Regions from separate parts of the Mus musculus genome. Here all the other regions are linked to region 3. Evidence: chromatin loops called from intact Hi-C (ENCODE). Cell type or tissue: heart. All regions are shown on one strand.

Region 1 (8,000 bases), 1.0 Mb after region 3:
TAAATAGAGTGAAGTGGACTCAGTTCAATGCAAACAGCAGGAAAAGAAGTGGAGAGGTAGCAGATAAGTGTTAATTCCTGGATAATTTAAATACATGGGCACGGTTTTTGCAAATAATGCAAAGCGCCCTACGAACAACAAACCTAAGGTGTTTGGCTCTAAGGCATAGAAAAACTCTGGAGCAAATAACTTCACAGAAGATTGGAATAAGGTTTTAATTTTTCAATTAAATATATTTCATTAATCCTTTGAGAATGTCTTACATACATATACTATATTTTCATCGTATTCACCATGATTCCTCCCCTCTATCTTCTCTTACTTCAATTTCCCTTCCAGTGTCATTGTGTTCTCTTCTCTTTTTCTCACTGAGTGGGATTTATTTGACCAATATACTCATGAGTGTGGTGTGGGACCATCCAATGAAGCATGTTTAATCTACCAAGGGCCACACCCCTAAATAAACCTGACTGTAACTACTCCAGACACCTTCAACTCTTAATAATGAGTCATCTGTAAGTAAGGGATCATCGTACCTTTCCCAATTCCTACCTGGATTGATTTTGTGCAGGGCTTGTACGGACAACCATAGCTCTTATGTGTTCATGAGTGTAGTGGTTCTGTTATTCTGTTCCAATTCCCTGAGTCTTCTGCCCCTTGCAATCTTTGACCTTGTCTTTCTCAATGGTCCCTGAGAGTGAGATCGATGTCACATTTGTAGATGAACAGTCCACAGACACTTTGACCAGTTGTGAGCTTCTGAGTTGACTGTTATCCACTATACAAAGAAACTTCTCAGGTGATATCTGAGAGTTGCACTAATTTATGAATACAGAAAGAAAACTTCAGATGGCAGTTTGACACTCTATCCAGTTAGCAGAAGTTTTATCCCGATGGTGTGTAAACTCTCTAACCATGGGTTCTTGGCTGAATTTACCAGGTGTGTGTTTCCTTCAGTAGACTGAGACTTAAATACAATCAGAAAATAATTGGTGATCTCCATTTCAACCATGTCACTATGGCAGTTATGGTTATGTTTTGCTGGGTGGGTTATCATCATAGCTTACGGAGTTCCACTGATGAGATTTTCCAAGGTATAAATTTTGAAATAGATTTCTTTTTTTATGTTTTAATAAAAATTTTTTAATTGGGTATTTATTTCATTTACATTTCCAATGCTATCGCAAAAGTCCCCCACATGCTCCCCCACCCACTCCCCACCCACCCACTCCCCACCCACCCACTCCCCACCCACCCACTCCCACTTCTTGGCCCAGGCATTCTCCTGTATTGAGGCATATAAAGTTTGCACGACCAATGGGCCTTTCTTTCCACTGATGGCCGACTAGGCCATCTTCTGATTCATATGCAGCTAGAGACACGAGCTCGGGGTGGGGGTATTGGTTAGTTCATAATGTTGTTCCACCTATAGGATTGCAGATCCCTTCAGCTCCTTGGGTACGTTCTCTAGCTCCTCCATTGGGGGCCCTGTGATCCATCCAATAGCTGACTGTGAGCATGCACTTCTGTGTTTGCCAGGCCCCGGCATAGTCTCACAAGAGACAGCCATATCTGGGTCCTTTCAGCAAAATCTTGCTAGTGTATGCAATGGTGTCAGCGTTTGGAAGCTGATTATGGGATGGATCCCTGGATATGACAGTCTCTAGATGGTCCATCCTTTCGTCTCAGCTCCAAACTTTGTCTCTGTAACTCCTTCCATGGGTGTTTTGTTCCCAATTCTAAGAAGGGGCAAAGTGTCCACACTTTGGTCTTTGTTCTTCTTGAGTTTCATGTGTTTAGCAAATTGTATCTTATATCTTGGGTATTCTAAGTTTCTGGGCTAATATCCAGTTATCAGTGAGTACATATTGTGCGAGTTCTTTTGTGATTGGGTTACCTCACTCAGGATGATGCCCTCCAGGTCCATCCGTTTGCCTAGGAATTTCATAAATTCATTCTTTTTAATGGCTGAGTAGTACTCCATTGTGTAAATGTACCACATTTTCTGTATCCATTTCTCTGTTGAGGGGCATCTGGGTTCTTTCCAGCTTCTGTGAAATAGATTTCTTATGTCAAGGAAGATATCAAAAATACTAGTAAAAATTTTTTTCTATATGAGAGTTCCTGTGTAACCCTCAACCACTAAATAATATTTTTGTATCCCACACAAACTCCTTAGCAGTGAACAGACTAAACTGTAATGGTATTGTTCGAATCACAAATATTCTTGCAAGGCCAGTACGTCTCTGTTCAAAACACAGTGTTTTTGAGTCAGAAGTTACATGGTACCCAAAGTTCTGCAGCAGTGAAAGGAGTCCATTTGCAGTTCACTGCCTGAGTGTGGCATAACTCATCCTTAACAAAAGGAATTTAAAGCACCTTTTCCACACTACTTTAAAGCCAGAAATGATAACCCTAATGCCACTAAATGAAGTGTGTGTAATTCAGAGTGTCTCCTATCTTCAATCAGAACTCTTAGGAAATGATGAAGAAAACAAATTGACCATAAACACAAAAGAAAACTAGGCATACTTAGAATTATATTTAGAATGAGTGCATGTAAACAGAAGGCTTGATTAGTAATGAAGGGTTTGTTTGTTTGTTTGTTTGTTTGTTTGTTTTATGGATATGAGAGTTTACTTGCATCTATATCTGTGTGCCATGTGCATGCTGTGCCCACCAATGTAATCAGATTCCCTTGAATTGGAGTTACAGATATTTGTTAGCCCTTTTTGGAGTGTTATGAATTAAATCTAGGTCCTCTGCAAGACCTCTGCCCTTACCTGCTGAAACAGCTCTCCAACTCAAGTGAGGAATTTTGAAAGTATGCATGCCAGAGTCAAGTTGTTAGGGCAAAGAATACACTTTATAAAATACCATTACTTCTGATATACTGCTTAAAGATAGCCATTAGCTTCTCACTCCAAGAGAGTCATATTCAAACGACACTGTTTATATATCATCTATCACATTCAAGAAATTACACTTAATGCTACAGAATGCCGACAACTCTCTTTGAGGCAACCCACCTTTGAGGCAATCACTATCAACAAATCCATTTGTTCTTTTCATAAGACCCTGAGGTCAGGTAACCCTTGTAGGGGTTTGATGGACAATCTGGAACAGTAAGCCTGATAGATATTTGCTGAGCCAGTGAGTCTTGGGTTTAGCAGGCTTTGCAAGCAGATTCAGGTTTCTGGGGTTCTGAACAATGAGCAAAAGGAGAGGGCAATACTTCAGGAGTTCTCACATAGTGGCATTATGTGTGTCTTGGTGTGCTCTATTTCCTATCGTGATCTTCCCCGTCTGGGTGAGAAGACAGCCTTGGAGCAAATGTCCTAGCAAGCATCACCTTCCTGCCATTGACCTTCTGAGTGTATTTCAGTTCTGGTTTTGGCTTTAGGGTTCTTGTCTATAAAAGGCTTATCCCTCTCAGCCAGTTCAGGCTGGCTGAACACGATGTCCAGTAGAGGGCTCCCCAGGAGACTGATTTGGCCTGGAGGTCATTTTGGCTCCCTCTGTTGGCAGAGACAAACAGTCAGACAGGTCCACTCTGTTCTTTTCAGCTATTCCAGAACTGAGTCCCTGAGGACTTCTTTCTTCTTTTCTTATATACACATATATTTATATTTTAAATCAGACCACTTCAGTGGATCATTAGTTTCCTAGGACTCTTATGACAAAAGACTGCAAGCTGGTGTCTGCAGATAATGGAACACCATCCTTTCATGGTTCTGAGGCCAATGTGTGAATCAGTGTGCAGCAATGTGTTCCAGCTACAGACAGTCATGGGGTATCTTTCCTTGCAGGGCTCAACTCTTGGTGGCTCTCCATGTTCCTTGGATTGTTATTTCATAACTCCAATTTCTTCCTCTGGCTTCACATGGCCTCTCTCATTTTCTCGGTACGATTTCTGCCATTGAACTTAAGGGCAGTTTGAATGATTCATGTTGATTTCCTCCCAAGACTCTTGACTTCTTTATCTCTGCTACACGGTATCTCTGCTAGAGGTATCTCTAGACAAAAGGTCAAGTTCATGGGTTTCAAGTATGGGCAGATGTCAGTGGGGCCACTCCTCAGCTCTATAGGAGTTGAATTTAACTTCAGCATCTTGACAATTGAAAGGTGGGTATGTTTTTGACATTTGATGCTCTGAAAATGTATTTTGAGAAGTATGTTCTTACCTGAACTTGCATCAGTCAATCGTCTCAGCAGTCACTTTCTCTTGTGACTGCGTTGATGAGTGCTTCATGTGGACCTGTGTTTCTAAGCCAAATCAACATTGACCTTTAGGTTTAGGTAATGCTTTCATTTAGGAGACACCGTCTTCACTACGTGTTTCATTAAATCTCTTGCCTCAACCTCCAAAAGCTGGTAGTACATCTTCCAACTGGACAAGAGAAAGGTTGTCCCCGGGTCTTCCAACTGGAGAAGAGAAAGGCTGTCCCCAGGTCTTCCAACTGGACAAGAGAAAGGTTGTCCCCGGGTCTTCCAACTGGACAAGAGAAAGGCTGTCCCCAGGCCTTCCAACTGGACAAGAGAAAGGCTGTCCCCAGGTCTTCCAACTGGACAAGAGAAAGGCTGTCCCCGGGTTCAGAGTGCTCCTCACCTTGACTCACTGATCCATCTTAACTATCCAAAATAGGACGATTAGAAATTACATTAAGAATGAAAATTCACATCTTTTATTTATTTGGATAAGACTAAAGCCTTTACATCATGATAAAAAATGTTTTATTTCACCGGGGCACGAAGCATGGGGGATGGGACACATTCCTAGCTTATATGTAATGGTTTTAGATGGCCAGTCTACATTCCCTCACCAAGTGACAAGGAAAACATTTAGAGCACACCAAGGTCTCCAATTTATCTGTCTTCATGTTCAAGAACAGAAAAAGAAATTACACATTTCACACATTTCACCCAGAAAGGAGAAAAAAAAAAGGAAAAAGTGAATTCCTTTTGTAACAGGACAGAATGGGGCAATTCATGTGTATGTATAATGTGTGTAAAATACAATTGCAAAGAAAGTCCTTTATACTTTAAATTTTAAATGCCACCTATGAATTCTTACAGCTATTAAGTTCTGTATGGAAAACAGAAAGAACAATACTTCTGTGGATATAGAAATATTCAATATTCTTATGAACTTAAAATAACTATTAGGCATATGTCTATGTTTAATAACATCTATTATCGTAAAAGGCACTCAAACTTGGGTAGTAGAAAGTTGTTTCTTTAGGCTTTAGTCGCCTTACTAAACTACAAAACTGTGGTTGCCCATTTTTCAATATTTTGAACATTTTAGAACTTGACTACTTGCCAATTTGGATATCAACAAGAACTCATTCTTGTTTATAAGCATATCCTCCCTTTAACTGGAGTTCTTTTCATCAGGCTTAAGTTCAGCATTCAATTCTCCATGTAAGCGCCTGACTTGCTAAGGCAAATCCAAAAGAAAGTGCAAAAGAAAAAATCTGAACAATAATCGTTTCTCTTTAACAAATAGAAGAGCTCCTTAGATGAAAAATAGTATACATTTGATTTATTTCAATGTCCTTAAAACATTGTTTGCATCTATTATTCCATGTATATGACTACTTTGCCTGCATGTACCTATGTATGCCACATATATCTCTGGTGTCCCTAGAGTGCAAAAGAGTTGGATTTCTTGGGACCAAAGACTGCCAGCTGCCATATAGGTGCTGGGAAAGAAACTAAGTCCTCTGGAAAAGCAGCCATTATTCCTAACTGATGAGCCAGCCCTCCAGCCCTACTTCTTATCTTGTTAACAAGCCCCCGCTAGGTTATTCAACAACCAAAACCTCTATGAAAACAAAACTATGATTGTCTTATAGCTTTAGCTGATAATATTCATTCAAAATAAGACCGTCCGGACCGGAGGACAGGTGCCCGCCCGGCTGGGGAGGCGGCCTAAGCCACAGCAGCAGCGGTCGCCATCTTGGTCCGGGACCCGCCGAACTTAGGAAATTAGTCTGAACAGGTGAGAGGGTGCGCCAGAGAACCTGACAGCTTCTGGAACAGGCAGAAGCACAGAGGGGCTGAGGCAGCACCCTGTGTGGGCCGGGGACAGCCGGCCACCTTCCGGACCGGAGGACAGGTGCCCACCCGGCTGGGGAGGCGGCCTAAGCCACAGCAGCAGCGGTCGCCATCTTGGTCCCGGGACTCCAAGGAACTTAGGAATTTAGTCTGCTTAGGTGAGAGTCTGTACCACCTGGGAACTGCCAAAGCAACACAGTGTCTGAGAAAGGTCCTGTTTTGGGCCTTCTTCTTCGGCCAGGAGGAGGTCCAAATACAAGATATCTGCGCACCTTCCCTGTAAGAGAGCTTGCCAGCAGAGAGTGCTCTGAGCACTGAAACTCAGAGGAGAGAATCTGTCTCCCAGGTCTGCTGATAGACGGTAACAGAATCACCAGAAGAACAATCTCTAAACAGAGTCAACTATAACTACTAACTCCAGAGATTACCAGATGGCGAAAGGTAAACGGAGGAATCTTACTAACAGGAACCAAGACCACTCACCATCACCAGAACCCAGCACACCCACTTCGCCCAGTCCAGGGAACCCCAACACACCTGAGAACCTAGACCTAGATTTAAAAGCATATCTCATGATGATGGTAGAGGACATTAAGAAGGACTTTAATAAATCACTTAAAGAAATACAGGAGAACACTGCTAAAGAGTTACAAGTCCTTAAAGAAAAACAGGAAAACACAATCAAACAGGTAGAAGTCCTTACAGAAAAAGAGGAAAAAACATACAAACAGGTGATGGAAATGAACAAAACCATACTAGACCTAAAAAGGGAAGTAGACACAATAAAGAAAACTCAAAGCGAGGCAACACTAGAGATAGAAACCCTAGGAAAGAAATCTGGAACCATAGATTTGAGCATCAGCAACAGAATACAAGAGATGGAAGAGAGAATCTCAGGTGCAGAAGATTCCATAGAGAACATCGGCACAACAATCAAAGAAAATGGAAAATGCAAAAAGATCCTAACTCAAAATATCCAGGAAATCCAGGACACAATAAGAAGACCAAACGTACGGATAATAGGAGTGGATGAGAATGAAGATTTTCAACTCAAAGGTCCAGCAAACATCTTCAACAAAATTATTGAAGAAAACTTCCCAAATCTAAAGAATGAGATGCATATGAACATACAAGAAGCCTACAGAACTCCAAATAGACTGGACCAGAAAAGAAATTCCTCCCGACACATAATAATCAGAACATCAAATGCACTAAATAAAGATAGAATACTAAAAGCAGTAAGGGAAAAAGGTCAAGTAACATATAAAGGCAAGCCTATCAGAATTACACCAGATTTTTCACCAGAGACTATGAAAGCCAGAAGAGCCTGGACAGATGTTATACAGACACTAAGAGAACACAAACTGCAGCCCAGGCTACTATACCCAGCCAAACTCTCAATTATCATAGAGGGAGAAACCAAAGTATTCCACGACAAAACCAAATTCACGCATTATCTCTCCACGAATCCAGCCCTTCAAAGGATAATAACAGAAAAAAACCAATACAAGAACGGGAACAACGCCCTAGAAAAAACAAGAAGGTAATCCCTCAACAAACCTAAAAGAAGACAGCCACAAGAACAGAATGCCACCTTTAACAACTAAAATAACAGGAAGCAACAATTACTTTTCCTTAATATCTCTTAACATCAATGGTCTCAACTCGCCAATAAAAAGACATAGACTAACAAACTGGCTACACAAACAAGACCCAACATTTTGCTGCTTACAGGAAACTCATCTCAGAGAAAAAGATAGACACTACCTCAGAATGAAAGGCTGGAAAACAATTTTCCAAGCAAATGGTATGAAGAAACAAGCAGGAGTAGCCATCCTAATATCTGATAAGATTGACTTCCAACCCAAAGTCATCAAAAAAGACAAGGAGGGACACTTCATTCTCATCAAAGGTAAAATCCTCCAAGAGGAACTCTCAAT
Region 2 (8,000 bases), 440 kb after region 3:
GGGCTCTTTCTTAGTTTCCTCATCTCTTAACAAAGGCCCCACTTTCTAAAACATCCCCCTGGGGGTGTGGAACCCAGCACATGAGTTCAGATCACTTGAATTCTGAATTGTACTTTACAGCAAGGCCCTGTGTACCATCCGTCCCAATCTGGGCTTCCACTGTCAGCATATGAAGAAGCCACAGGCTCATTCCCTGGTCTTAGTAACCCCTGTCCCAGTGCCGTGTGGCACAGTTTGGTAAGCGTGACCCCTAGGCCAGCTGTTCTCAACTGTCTGCCTTATTTCAACAATCAAAGTTTCATTTTCTTCAAGTTAAAACAAAATTCTAAAAGGATTTTGTACCTTGAACATTGAACTGAGAATTCCTGACTTTTGAATTACTTGGAACATCTAAGCTAATTTTAGAAACATGGCTGGATGTCTCTGTCAAGACTTAATTCTTATTTGAAAAATCAGATGAGGTCAGCTTTCACTTCTCTTGGGATTTCGCTCAGTTAACACAAAATGTCTTTACCTTTTATTTACTCTCTGTGAATAGCTCTGCCTCACTTTTAAAATGTGCCTATGTTTAGAAAATAGATATAGAGAAGGAAAAAAAATGGGAAGTGAATTTTTTTGAATGTAGATAGTTTGGTGCTGTGTAGCAGAATCAATGAGAATTTGTTTCTAGATGGCTTCACCAGTGTGGACACCCGTCACATACTTCCAAATTGCTGAGAAAATACATTCTTTTAAAATGGCTCATTAAAAGCAGACATAGTCACTCGTGCCTAATATCTTAGTATTCAGTAGATGGAGATAGGAGGATCATGGATTCAAGGCCAACCTGGGCTACACAGCAAAACCTGAGCTACCCTGACTCAAAGCAATAAGAGTAACACAAACGAATAAAATAAGTAAATAAGAATGTCGTATAAGGCTGGGCGTGGTGGCGCACACCTTTAATCCCAGCATTTGGGAGGCAGAGGCAGGCGGATTTCTGAGTTCGAGGCCAGCCTGGTCTACAAAGTGAGTTCCAGGACAGCCAGGGCTACACAGAGAAACCCTGTCTTGCAAAACCAAAAAACAAAAACAAACAAAAGAATGTCGTATAAGACTGCCTTGTCCGGCGCTCCTTTACTCCTTCCAGTCCTGGCTCCAGAGTGCTCCCTGCAAATCCACGAGGAAGATGAAGCCATTTTCTCTAGAACTATCACATCACCCGTATAACTAAAATGTGCTTTTCGTTTTGCTCTGAACCCCCTTTCAGTTTATCTCTACTAGGGAGCAATCATTCCATTCCTCCCCAGGAAGCTCTCAGAGGTGGAGTGTAAGGTGAGGACTGAAGACCTGCGATAACTCAGTCCAGCACGTGGGCCACACCTACCAGGTCTTGGAAAATAAGATTGGAGAGGGAAAAGGAAGACAGGAGTTAGCAGAAGGGAACTTGACTGTTGTCCAAGCACAGGGGCTCAGCTTCCCCACTCAGTTCCTTTCTTAGGAAAAAAGTCATTTCAGTTTCCTACACTGGAAGGTGGATGAAGTCTAAAAAGCCCCCTGCTGGCCACTCCTATTTCCACCCTATCAGTGCCTTTAAAATATAAGGCATACAAATTCCCTTACTTTAGCCATATTTATAACATAGTTTAACTTTCCATAACTAACTGGGATTTCTTCTACTTTCTCTTTTATTTAATTAAATCGACTATACCAATGCAAACTGCTAAAGACATGTCCCTGACTTGACTGTCTTTGATCTTTTTAAAAAAATAAAATAAAATCAATTGTTTAAAAAAAAAAATACATGTTTCTGGTGAAGTAGAATCTAAAATTATGTAACTAATGGATTGGTTTGTTATTTTTATCCTAAAGTGAAGAGAAATGTTGTTGTTTTTTTTTTTTTTTTACTATCTAAAGAACATGAAAAAAATTTAAATTAAGTAATAAATCAGTTTTGTCCAAAATTATTTAGACTAATGATTCCCTGTCTTAGTCTAGGAAACTGGCAATAATTATGCATAACAAACAAAAGCCTTGGCTGACTTTGTTCCATGCTCTAAGTTTACTCTACGAGGTCAGTGTGCAGACTTCTCTAGAAAAGAGAATTTCCTGGGGCAGACTGACCCAGGTTGTACAGGAATGTAAATAAAAATGATTGAGGATTCCTTTCTTTGCATAGAACAAATATTTCATGACTTTGTATATTATAATCCTCTTTCTCGTGTCTAACAAAGACATCATAGCATCAGCCAAATACTTAAAGCCTACTATTAAGATAAAAGCATTACTCCAATTTGTCATCACTTCTATTTAATTATATTTGTAAAAGAAGTGTGATTAATGGCACAGAAAGCAGATGCTTTGTAAGAGTGACAGCCATGTCACTGTGAACACAAAACGTTCCTCTGAAATGGACTCCAGGGTCTTCTGCCTAGCAAACTTGGGCAAGCGTGGACGTGCAAGAGAGAGCTGCCACAGTAATGTTTTAGTATTGCCATAGCTTTGGATGAGATTCTCTTCCACGTGAACAAGTCTTTCCTCATTCCTGACATCACTAACCTTTAGCAAGTCTATGGTTCCTCCATTCCACAGCCTTTGTAAAAACAGGAATGAATCTGCTACATGGTGTTCTGTACGTGAGCTTAAGAACGTTACTTACTGTATTCCAGAACACATTACTCCTTCAGGCTAGGGATACACCTGCATGACGGAACATCTCCTACCATGTGTGCATTCCTGTGATTGCTTCCTAACACCACAAAGGGCACAAAAAAAAAAAAAAAAAAAGGCAAAACCTTAAGCTCTCAGAGTCAGCATTATGAACGCAAGCCAGGACACGCTAAACTTTTCCTGAGGCAGAGTCCAGTCGAAAACTTTATGACAATCTTCCTGGATTGAGCTTTGCCTAAGATCTTCCCGTTGGTCATGAGACAGTCAGGGGACTAAAAGTGTGTCACTTGATTAAGTTTTTCAGGCTGATAACAAGAAGGTAAGCAACTATGTTATCCAGGAGGTTCCAAAGTCCCATGTCCATTCTGGGTCAACTACAATAATTCCCCTTCCTACGTCCAGACACTGCCTGTCACCTAAAGCCCATTAGGGGGCAATTTCCTAAAGCTGAACCCGAAGAGATTATGGGCTGCCCAGCTCAACCGAAGAAGCCAGCTAGTGTGAGTCACCAGAAAGTTCCTATAACCTAAGAACTTCTCTTACAGAAAATGCTACTTCCCAGGCTATCAAAAGAATCATCTTTCCCCTCAGGGCAAGGCTGGCTCTGCACACACAAATAGAGAGCATTTTCTTCGGCCTCCAGTTCAGATGGAGAAGAGTGATTTCTGTGTTGTTTATGTTCACTTGCTCTTTCAACCTAAGTTCAAAGGTTTGACTGCACCTCAGCACTTCAAACCCTTGGGCGGTGATCGCAACGTTCCATTGCATAGACACTCCTGAGGGGGGCAACATTGAACCTGTCAAGGATGGTTTCCCCTGCTTCTGGGCTCTAATGCTTCTCTCTCTACCAGTAGAGCTTTCAGCAGGAAAGACTCATTGATTTAGAAAGAAAAATGCTCCAGGTTCAAAGTTGAGCCAAGCAGTCCTTCCGTCCCACCAACAAATGCTAAGTACATATTCACTCGTGTTTGCTTTCTCAAGAGAGATTAGGAAAAGGAAATAGGAACACATTTGTATAGAATTTTCCTGAATCAAAAGTTATTATTGAAACCCAATACTATCCTGAAGCAAACAACCTTCTATACACAGTTTTAATATCAATTAGTTAATTGAAAATACTAATTGCCTATAAAAACATTCCATTTTCACTGAAAAACATCCACAACACATAAAGTATATTTAAATATACGATACACTAGGAAACAAAACAACCTGGAAGCACTGCTAATTACTTTGTCTTGCCAAGTTTGAACAAAGGGGATTCAATTTTGTTTCTTTAGTTCTGGGAACTGAACCCAGGGTCCTGTGCATGAGAAACAGAGAGTCAGAAACTCCAAATGTTGAACAAACTTTGACTTCCTCATAGAAAAATGAACCAGTGATTTCTCTAGACTCTGAGGGAAAAGCAGTCTTTTCAGATTATAAACTGTGAATGCCCTTCTCTTTCTAGACCACTGTGTTATGACAAATTGGCTACGTTTTATAACTGAGCAATGTTTTGACTCTTGGGGAATACTATAAAGTATGGAAAAACATGTGAGTATACATGTACTCTCATATAACCCAATAAGCTTACGTCAGTATAAGTGTTTTTGAACTGACTGTAATAGTCTAAGAGTTTGTGTTGACAGGAAGCACATAACCAAACACATGATTATGTTAGTAACCATATAAATATAAACTTTAGTGAACTAGAGCATTTCATTCTATATTACTTCACTAAGAAAATGTACTTGCTGCCTTAAGACTCCTTCACTGTACACTGATGAGCAGCTAGGATTCTCAAAGACTCTCAAATCCTCAGCGTTCTGTTGACTTCGGATTATGCACTTCTCTTGTTCACAGGGACCCTTATCCACTTGACACTCACTAAGCCACTGCTGTGAACTTTGCTTTGAGTTTGATCTCAGTGCTCTCCAAAGCCACTAATCATTTCTTCAATGTAAAACACAGTGAGTGCTTGGACATCACATATTTAATATTTTTGAATGATATTGCTACTTTCCTTAAAAATTTGCATTAAAATCCAACTCCTGGGGCCCCAGAAATATGACCTTACTTGGAAGTAGAGTCATTGCAGATGTAATTTGTAATAGGATGAGGTCATACTAGAGTAGGCTGACCCTTCCGCCAATATTTCTGGTACTCTTATCCATAAATGTGTCTCTGATGTTAGAGACACAATGTGACAGTACAGACAGATTGTTGTGCACTCCCAAACCAAGGCAACCAAAAATTTCTGGAGAACCATAAGAGAATCAGGAAAGGCAACAAAGAGTTACCCTACAGATTGTAGAGGTGGCCTGTAGCTTCCAACAACTCCAAAGAACCTCGAGACAATAGAGCACTATAGTTTTCAGAAGCCTGGCTTAGAGTAGTTCACCATGGAAGTCTACTGCATACCTTAAGACCACTAAGCCCTGCACTGTATTTTTTTCAAACAACCATACTACAGTCTCAACAAGATTCTTCCCAGTTCCTAATATGCTGAGGTTCCTTGAGACACCGAAAAAACCTCACACTCTATGACCATGTATATGTTAGGGCTTGTCAAGTTCATAACCATAGTTTGCCTACATCAACCAATGAACTATATGACTATATAGCAGAGCAAGCTCAATCATACACAAAGGGCATATCCACTCTGAGTTAATATACATCCTTCCATTTATTTCCCCAAAAGTAAAGCAAAAATAGTTCTACAGTAAGTCTTCCCATGTCCTCTAGTTTTCCAGTATTTTTTGAAGAAAGACATATATGCGTGTGGACCCTTGACATAAAGATGAACAAGAGATCTTAAAAATGCTGAGGCAGTCACCATGCTTTTCCCTTCCTCTTCCTCTATTCTTCATGAGTGGTGACATATCTGATGGTTTCTACAAGCCACAGTTGCTTCTCAGTAAGCCCCAGTATGGGATCCATTTCATTTTGGCTGAAAGTAAAATATTCTACCTGTAATGTATAATAGAAACATTGAACATTTATGGAACCAAAAATAAGTTTAAGAAACAATACCCATATAAAATTAGAACACGGTGGGGATTTTTTTTTGAAAGAATGGAATTGAAGTTCTAAATGAATAGATGTATGTAATGCCTTAGTATAGGACGCTATATACATGTGATACCTCTCAAAATTATTTCATGTATTTAAATCCTACTCCAGTAAAAAAAGTAATATTTAGCATTGAAAAATAAAATATGTTGGAATAAAGCTATTCAATGAGACAAAAGATTCCTACGATGAAAACCTTAAGATACTGAAGAATTAGAGAAGACATTGGAGTCAAGCTGTGGTGTCACACACCTTTAATCTCAGCACTTGGTAGAGGAACGCAAATCTCTGAATATGAGGCCAGCTTGGTCTATAGAGAGAATTCCAGGAAAAGTCAGGACTAACTGAGAAACCCTATCTTGAAAAACCAAGACAAAGAAGAAGAGGAGGAAAAGCAGGAGGAGGAGGGGGAGGAGGGGAGGAGGAGGAGGGGGACGGGGGAGGAAGGAAGGAAAGAAGGAAGGAAGGAAGGAAGGAAGGAAGGAAGGAAGGAAGGAAGGAAGGAAGGAAGGAAGGAAGGGAGAGAGAGACAGAAAGAAGGAAACAAAGAAAGAGAGAGGGAGGGAGGGAGGGAGGGAGGGAGGAAGAAAGGAAGGGAGGGAGGAAGAAAGAAAGAGAGGGAGGGAGGAAGGGAGGGAGGGAGGGAGGGAGGGAGGGAGGGAAGGGAGGGAAGGAAGACAGACAGACAGACAGAGATATAGACATTGGAAGATGGAAAGACCTCCTGTGTTCTTGGGTTGGAAGAAGAAATATTGTGAAACTGACTTTCATACTAAAAGCAATCTATAGGTCCCATGCTATTCCAATCAAAATCCCACCATCATTCCTCAAAAAAATGTGGAAAAGCAATATTATGTATGTGGAAGCATAAACAATCCTGGGTCATCAACCCAAACCTAAACAAGAAGTAAACTGCTAGAGAAGTCACCATACCTGACTTCAGGTTGTACCTCAGAGCCTCAATATCAAAATCAGCATGGTGCTGGCACATGGAGAAACATACAGATAAATGGACCACTGGATACAGATAGAAGTCTACACAACTACAACCACCCAAACGTTGGTGAAGATGCCAAAAAACATGCATAGAGAAAAGGCAGCATCTTCAACAAACAGTGCTTGGAAAACTGAATATTACGTACAGAAGTATGAAATCAAATTTTTATCTCTTATTCTGCACAAAACACACATAAAATGGATTAAATACCTCAGTGTAAGATCTGAAATTCTGAAACTGCCAGAGGAAATCATAGGAATTATACTTTGACATACAGACTCAGTAAGGACTTCCTGGGCAGGACTCTAGTTGTACAGTAAATAAAGCCAACAACTGATGGAGGGGAGACCTCATGAAACTATGACCATTCTATATAACAAAGGAAAGTGACAATCAGTGAGTGAAGAGGCAGCCTCCAGAGAAGACTTTGCCAACTGTACATGTGTCTAAATATTAATTCAGAGAATTAGTGTCTGAAATACAGCCAACTAAAGGAAAAAAAGTTAAGCATTAAAACCATGAACAACTAAGCTGAAAAGCAGGCCATAGAATCAGAAAGCTCTCAAAAGAACCTCAAATGTCTAGGAATAGTTTTTTAAAGTATTGGCCATTTTTAACCACCAGATAAATGTAAGCTAAAAACTACTTTGATCTCTCTTCCTACTTAGTTATAATGGCTATCATTAAAGTAGCAAATTACAATAAATATAGAGAAACTTATATTCTGTCCATAGGAGGGTAAGCCATCCTTACAAACAGTTGGTCGGGGAAGTCATTCTGGAAACAAATATGGAGATTTCATGTACAACTGAAAACAGAAGTACCATGCCACTCTCATATATACTCAGAGGACTGCATCTCCTGCTACAGCAATGCTTCCATGGATGTGTTCATTGTTTTTCTAGTCACAATAACTAGAAAACAGAATCAATCCATATGCCATCAATGGACAAATGAGTAATTAGAATGGGGTACATGTGAACAGTAGAGTTTTATTCAGCTATAAAGAAAGGTGAAATTTAAAATTTTTTGCCAGAAAAGAATGGAAAAGAAAGGAAGAGAAAGGGAGAGGAAAGGAAAGAAAAAGAGAGGAGAGGAGAGGAGAGGAGAGGAGAGGAGAGGAGAGGAGAGGAGAGGAGAGGAGAGGAGAGGAGAGGAGAGGAGAGGAGAGAAGAGAAGAGAAGAGAAGAGAAGAGAAGAGAAGAGAAGAGAAGAGAAGAGAAGAGAAGAGAAGAGAAGAGAAGAGAAGAGAAGAGAAGAGAAGTGAAAGGAAGAGAAAAGAAGAGAAAGGAAGAGAAAA
Region 3 (8,000 bases):
AAGAAGAAATGCAGAGGCAATAAGGTCTTTGTGAGTTGTAGGTCAGACAAGTCTACAAATTTAGTTCCTGTATTAATTAAACAATCAATCAACCAATAGAATTTTTAGAAGAAAGAAAAAATACCACTAGATATAATTCCTGTAAAGCAAAGGAAAGACAATTAATACAAAATGCCATTTTTTCAGTTGTGGATTGTGGAACACGGACCTGGGTGCGAAGGCTGACCCGCTCAAGAGGCTGTTCAGTGACTGCTACAGAGCATGGCCTACCTCAGTAAGTAAAGAAAGTCACACTGCCTGCTGAAGATGCGGACACTCCAAAAGCAAAGGTTAAGAGCATGCAGACCTTCTGATCTACAATCTGGGAATATAAGTAAAATTCCTAAATAAGTAAATCAAAATGTTGAGATTCCACCTCACACCAATCAGAATGGCAAAGATCAAAAACTCAGGTGACAGGAGATGCTGGATTGCAAGCTGGTACAACCAACCACTCTGGAAATCAACCTGGCAGTTCCTCAGAAAATTGGAAATAGTTCTACCTGGAGACCCAGCTATGCCATTCCAGGGTATCTGCTCACCATACCACAAGGACACGTGGTCCGCTATGTTCATTAGCAGTGTTATTAACAGTAGCGAGAAGCTGGAAACAAACCAGAATGGATACAGAAAATGTGGTTCATGTTCACAATGGAATACTATTCAACTATTAAAAATGAGGACATCATGAATTTTGCAGGCAAATGGATGCAACTAGAAAAGAGCGAAGTAAGCCAGACCCAATAGGGCATGCATGTTATGTAATCACTGATAAGTGGATATTAGTCATAAAGTACAGAATACCTAGGAGACAACCCACAGAGCGTAAGAAGTTCAACAAGCAGGAAGGCCCAACCGAGGATGCTTCAATCCCACTTAGAAGGGGCAACAAAATAGTCACAGGAGGCAGAGGGAAGGAGGGACCTGAGTGGGAGAGGGAAGAGGATGGGAAAAGGAGAACAGGACCTGGTATGGGGGGCGGGGGGCAGAAGAGAAGTCCTAAGGGCCAAGACAATGAATGGAAATATGAAGCATCTGGGAGTTGGGGGGGCCCTCTAGAAAGTCCCAGAGACCTGGGAGGTGAGAGACTCTCAGGACTTAATGGGGGTGACCTTATCCAAAATGCTCAACAGTGGGGAGAGGAAATTCGAAGAGTCCACCTCCAGAAGAAAGAAGGGCCTCAAGTGGAGGGACAGGATTACTAACCCACAGTCAAAATTTCTCACCCAGAATTGTTCCTATCTAAAAGAACTGCAGGGACAAAAATGGAGAAGAAACTGAAGGAAAGGCTGTCCAGTGAGCAGCCCAACTTGGGATCTATCTCATGGAGTGCACCAAGGTCTAACACTATTACTGATTCTATGATGTGTTTACAGACAGGAGCCTACCATGGCTGTCCTCTGAGAGGCTCTACCAGCAGTTGACTGAGACAGACACAGATACCTACACCCAACGAACACCCAACCATTCAACTGAAGTAGGAGACCCCTATGGAGGAATCAGAGGAAGGGTTGAAGAAGCTGAAGGGGAGGGCGACTCCATAGGAAGACCAGCAGTCTCAACTGACCCGGATCCCTGGGAGCTCCCAGAGACTGAGCTACCAACCAAGACCATACTGGGCTGGACTGAGGGCCCTGGCACATACATAGCAGAAGACTGCCTGGTCTCGCCTCAGTGGGAGAAGATGCACCTAATCCTCCAGAGACTTGAGGCCCCAGGGAAGGGGGAGGCCTGGTGTGGGGTGAGCAAGGGGAAGAGGGAATGGGTTGAGGAACTGTTGGGAGGGGGGACCAGGAAGGGGGTAAGGTCTGGAATGTAAATAAATAAAATAACTATTAAAAAAAAACCCACACATATATATCCAACTCAAAATTCCATAAGGCAGGCAATTTCTAACAGACACAAAGATATATATATATATATGTGTGTGTGTGTGTGTGTGTGTGTGTGTGTATACATATATCTACACATACATATATATACACATACATGCACACATATATATACACACACATATACGCATATATATGTATATGTATATATATATACTGAACTTCAAAAATTAGTGTGACACTAGCAAAGTATAAGAGGTAGTGCTGAGATAGAGTAACTCTGTAATAAAATAGCAGTTCCACAGCCATTAAAGCTAGTGAGGTACATGCACTACATGTGTGTAACATACTGACACACTTCAAATAAGCCAGAAAGCACGACAGCAAGTGTACAAATGTTGTACGCATACAAAATGTACACACATAGAGAATACCTATTCACAGTCCACGGGGCTTCAGCATCCTTCCTAAAATGTCTTGAGAGAACTAACTGGAACTGTGATGATGGCGGGATGAGTGCACAGCAAGGCCCCATATCCTGACCTGGTAGCACCAGGAAGTCACTGAACTGATCCACCCTGCAGCTGCTGTGGGATTTCTCACTGAGAGAATACAATTCCCTGACACATAATTCAAACAGCACCGTTAAATCAAATGGACGCAGAGTGTAGATTAGTTTCCTACCTTAAATGGGTATCTGCCAACTTCAGCCTCCAGCTCCTCCGGGGTGAAGATCTTCCCGATGAACCGTTTGGCATCATAGATTGTGTTTTGAGGATTTGAATCAGCCAGCTCTAGGCTCTCATAGCCCACATACACATCACCGTCCGTGAAGGACACCATGCTGGGGATGCTGATATGCCCGTTTTCATCTGGAATCACCTTCACTTTTCCTGTCCCGGGAAAAAATACACCAACCGAACAGTAGGTGGTACCCAGGTCAATGCCAATCACTTTTGGCGTAGGCAATGGTAAATACTGTTGTGCCAAGTAGCCCGCCAAGAGGAGAGTCAAAACAGCTGAACCTGCAAAAGGTAAAAAGATAAGTTTTTATGAAGCTACCACCATATACTGTACCTATAGCAACATCTTCTTAGTAGCACTTTTAAAACAAAACATAAAATATTTCACTTTATAGGATTATTAGCTACTTCTTTTGGACATCAAGTTTTTAACATTCCATCGGGGTACAATTAAAAACAAAGGAGAAAAAAAAAACCCTCAAAAACCAAAAGCCCTCACAAATGTATTTTTGTATAATCCGTTACATGATAATAAAGGAATAAAATGTAAAGATATTTAAATAACCATTATGCTGTTGTTGAATGAAAATATCACAAATGTGAAACTAAAGCTAAATACAATCCAGTTTTCTTGGATTATTGCTATTTAGATTGATAGCTTCATAAACAGTTTTTACCTGTTATTACTAAAATGAAATGCCATTATGAAATTCCCACAGAGACAGCTTTGGTATGTAAGTCTAACCTGTTTGGTTATCGTCTTTACCCATTCAAAAGGATAAAATACGTAAGTTGGATATGTTGATCTGAAAACTGCTTAGGCACTACTGTTACCTCATAGAGTCCAGAAGAGATTTTGCATATATAAGCATTCATTAAGGATATACTTTTCAAAATAGATATTAGGGAAGAAGTATGCAAGTGCTAACCCTGATAGCAACAATATGTAAACTTCCCGAAGGCAAGTTCTAGTCACCATTGAATAGTACGGCCCATGAAGAGCAGAGGCTCAGCAAATATTTAAGGGAAAAGATCATATAGAAACATCAGGCATATTGTACACAAAAGCGAATAAGAACATCACTTTGAGTTTAGAATTAATATCTGATTTGGTTTCACTAGTCTGCGTAATACACCTGTCCCCACTCAAACCCATAATGTCACTCGGTAGTGCTGTTGGTAATTGCTAGCTCCTTCAAATCAACGCCTGGCACATCATAGCAGACCAAGAACCTATCCACTTGTCTCTTCCCACCTACAGACAAATCTCAAAAGCATCTCAGCGTTTGGCAAGGGAATGTTGATTCCCAATCGGTATGTTCAAAAGAGAATCCATCTAAGAATGCACAGGGACTTGAATCCCTCCCAATTCCGCATCCCGAGTGAAGCCAAGAGTCTTCAATCTCGAGATCCCCTTCTTATTCACAGTGGGTTCTCGCACAGAGAACCGATTTCGGCTACCCATTCAAGACCGAGGTCGTTAGCATTCCTAGGCCCTCGTCTCTCAGACCTGTGGCTGGTGGCACGACCCCAAGAGGCCTCCGGCAAGTCAGACCCCCGACTCCAGACGCCCCGCCCCCACCAGCTCCAAACAGCCTTAGCCCCCTTTTCAGGCTCCCTTCGGCTGCGTGACCTGTGATTCAGAGAGTGAGACAACCAACCCTTGCCCACCCAGACCTCGTCGAACTTCCCCGTCGACTTCCATAGTTGCAGGGACCCCTGAGATACTGACCTAAGATCGTCATCTCTCCGGCCATCAGTCCCGCCGAACAGGCAGAAGGATGACTGTACCGATGGGAGGCACCGCCCCCTAGTCGCCGGCTGTCGCGCAGCCTCCTGGGAAATGTAGTCCGTCGGCTCCGAATTAGCCGGAGGAACTACGATTTCCACCACAGCAATGACTCCATCTACCATGAGGCCGCGGGGCGGATTTTACTCAGGCCAGTGAGGGAAGACTCGGCCTCCCCACGCACGAAGGCCCAACAAACCAGGCTTTGTTGTGGGAGCAGCGTCTGGGAAAGGCCAGAGTTTGTCATTCATCAAACCCAAAACGCTGCGAGCTTACTCGCGGTTAAAAAAAAAAAAAAAAAAAAAAAAAAAAAGTCCCTGTAGCCCCGCCTCACCGCGTTGTATTGTGGGAACTGCAGTTCTGGACTGTCCAGAGCTTGGAAGGCATAAAGAGGATAAAACCAATTAAGATTCCGAGGTGGGTTGCGTTGCCAGGCAGGCGGGGAATTCAAACTTCCGGTTTTTTTGTTTGTTTGTTTTTGTTTTTTGTTTCGTTTTGTTGTTCAGCCTCTTTTTTAAGGTTTATGCGTCTTTGGTCGAAATCAAGATTCTAGATAGACTTCTCCTAAGCCCTCCGAAGTCCCCTTAGCATTCCACAGTGGGGCAGTCCTACCGGAGACCCCACCTCTGGTGTACCTGTTCGTTGCTTTGCAAATATCCTTGCAGTCATTAAATGCAATGCCAGCCCGATGCTGTTGGCAGTAAATTATTTCACGGGCTCGTCAGGAATGAAGTTTGTCCAGGACCGCATGGTTTATCCAAGATATTTTCAAATCTAATATTAACATTCACATATGCTATTACCAACTAATATGGAAAGATACATTCTACTTTTCGTTTTAATTATGTCATAAATGGCCAGAATTGTCTTCCTGGACAGGTCCGTCCTTTCACGTGTTGACTATCCGATCACTTTTCCCCTGGCGCCATAAGACACGTTAGCAAAGCAATTTGAAGAAGACAAGATTTATTTTGGCTCAAAGTTCAATGGTACAGTTCCTCATAGCAAGGAAGTCACGGAGGCAAGACCTTTTAACCAGCTGTCCCCATTGCACCCAGTCAGGAAGCAGAGACAGGAAACGAAGGCATCTCTCTCTCTCTCTCTCTCTCTCTCTCTCTCTCTCTCTAATTCAGCCTTGAACCTGCTGGATGTCGGAATAGCAGTGCTCATAGTTAGGCGAAGTCTTTTCGCCTCAATTAATCAGGTCAGAAACGCCCTCATATACATACCCGGAAGTTTACTTCCATGATGATTCTGAATCCCAGCAAGACGAAAAGATTAACCACAATTATTGAGGGGGAGGATACAGGTGGTTTTTAGTATATAAAACATGATGTTTTCCCCTCACTGTTTAATATTTGATACGACTTAAGGACTCCTGGACGTGACTTTACTGTTGGGAAAGTTCATGAACACTTAAGGTCCTAGAAACTTAAATGTGCTTCTCTGGCTAGGTGCAAATCAATAGTCCTAATTGGCGACAGGTCTACTAGTTGTGGGAAAGAACCTCTACTGGCTTTCCACTTGCGTAAAATCTTGTATCTTTTAAGTTTCTAGCTATCTATGTACTTTATCTATGATAGGTTGGTCTATGTCTATCTGTCTACCTACCTATCTACAGATAGATATTATCACACATACATATATAATGATTTTATATCTGAATTATGGCTAACAGAGACCCATTATAATACACTTTAGTGTTTTTAAATACTTTGTCATGTGAAAAATGAAAAGCATGTGGATATATGACTACTATTCGCCAAAGTTCTTAGGAAGAATGAAGAAAGCATAATTCAAACATCCAACTGATGATTTTGATGGGTAATGATAATTTTAATAAATGTTATCGAACAGTTACTGTGTGCTTAGCACAGTGGTAACCATTGGCATCAATAAAGGATAGAGAGAAGGCAATCAGAAATTTAATTCAACATGCTGTGAGACATAGAAATAATATGATCACTGGGAAGGAGCAAGACTGGAGAAACCTATATAGTTTTACCTTGAAGAGAACTTCCAGTATTTTAGAGCTGTTTTTTTTTTTGTTTTGTTTTTGTTTTTGTTTTTGTTTTTTTAAATGTGAGAGTCAAGCTGTAAATTGATGGAAAGATACAAAGTAACCAGGTGTAAGCAGTCCACATAAAAATAGCCCAACCAACAGTATAAGAGCAGACAGGCATTAGATTCACCAGCCATGGGGCCAGTATCATGAGGATCAGTGATACAAACACTGCTCACTGTAATTCCCTCTGCCCACCTTTCTGTTGTCCTTTGAAAGAGAAATGTTTCCTACTGGCTCATGTAGTTAGACACTTGGTACCTAGTTGTGGCAAGTTGGGGAAGTTAGGGAAGTTTTAGGATGTGGAGACTTTTTGGAGGAAGTCCATGGCTGGAAAGCAGGCTTTCAGAGTTCTTAGCCTGATTGCAGTTGGTATGGTCTTTTAGCTTCCTGCACTGGTGGCCTGTTTGTCATGTCTCTCCTGCCAATACGAATATCTAGCCTTCTGGACCTGTAAGCCAATGTAAACTTTTTTTTTTTTTTTTTTGAGTTGCTATGGTGGTTTGAGGTTAAAGTTGTAAGCCCTCTGTTACCCTGCACTGGACCATCTTGGATTCTAAACCCCTGAAACAGTAAGCCAAAGTAAACACTTTCTTTTATAAGTCGCCTTAGTTACAGTGTTTTATTACAGCAATAGGAAAGTAGCTAAAATACTCCCTTTCAGTCAATGATTTTAATCACAGCAATAAAATGGTAGTTAGTATATACCCTTTCCTTTCACAGTTTTCATTTAATATGGGACCATAAACAATATTATCTCAGAGAAGAAAACCCTTACCCCCAGAAAGGAATATAGCATTCCTTCCTTCCAGAAAGGAATAACACAGGTTATTTTCATTGTTTGTTACTATGTTAACAAACTGTCTTAAAACTAATAGAGGCCTAGTATACAATTCTGTAGGTCAGAAATTTGGTACATGTTTTCCTGGATTATAGTTCTTCAATGATGTTACTCTTATTTTATTTTATTTTATTTTATTTTATTTTTCAAGACAGGGTTTCTCTGTGTAGCCCTGGCTGTCCTGGAACTGACTTTGTAGACCAGGCTGGCCTCGAACTCAGAAATCTGCCTGCCTCTGCCTCCTGTGCTGGGATTAAAGGTGTGCGCCACCATGCCCGGGTGTTACTATTATTTTAAATCATAGAGCTGTAGGTACTTTTGTTGTATGTCTGGCTATTTTTCCTCCTGGCCCCAAGCTCTTGGAATAGCGACTCAGACTCAAAATATATTTACTGCTACAACCACCTGGCCCTACTACATTTGTTAAAATGTTTTATTCTTTTTGAGTTATTTTTTATTGTAACAGAAAAGAGAAATGTAATTGTTAATGGGATCATTTCAATGAAAGTAATCTACAATAATAACATTCAATTAATATAAATATATGTACATATATGTAATAAAATTAGCTGTCCTTTTCTTAAAACTTATCTTCAGCAACATTCCAGACAGTATAAGCCTATTTCAGTGCTGTCTACTTGAAGGATTTCAAGAATTAGCAATGTGTTGATGTATTCATGAAGATGATGAGCTC

What was found. Hi-C counts contacts between places; a loop is a spot of excess contacts. Peaks named below come from ENCODE experiments on the same cell type or tissue, not always from the same donor. Only the 100,000 strongest peaks of a DNase experiment are listed, where the experiment ranks them.
Region 1: it touches region 3 in a loop (2.2-fold over the local background); 3 of 42 quality-filtered maps call a loop at or near these places.
Region 2: a loop joins it to region 3, with 4 times the contacts of the local background. A loop is called at or near these places in 6 of 42 quality-filtered maps.

Annotation. Positions count from the first base shown.
Region 1 is chr16:76,783,152-76,791,151 of GRCm38, forward strand. No RefSeq gene overlaps it. Among named protein-coding and RNA genes, the nearest start is that of Gm30790, 8.1 kb to the left of the region's middle. In heart, a CTCF peak has its summit at 3,493; DNase peaks (open chromatin) are centred at 3,490 and 3,750.
Region 2 is chr16:76,198,955-76,206,954 of GRCm38, forward strand. The region is part of intron 2 of Gm30507 (a long non-coding RNA gene); the gene reads right to left. Among named protein-coding and RNA genes, the nearest start is that of Gm30507, 47 kb to the right of the region's middle. In heart, CTCF peaks have their summits at 1,550 (motif pointing left) and 3,423; no DNase peak of the experiment used is centred here.
Region 3 is chr16:75,762,389-75,770,388 of GRCm38, forward strand. Hspa13 (heat shock protein 70 family, member 13) reads right to left here and starts at 4,430. Exons shown (of 5, transcript NM_030201.3): 1 at 4,347-4,430; 2 at 2,556-2,896. The coding sequence starts at 4,371. In heart, CTCF peaks have their summits at 4,446 and 4,645; a DNase peak (open chromatin) is centred at 4,523; H3K4me3 peaks cover 2,266 bases; H3K27ac peaks cover 1,923 bases.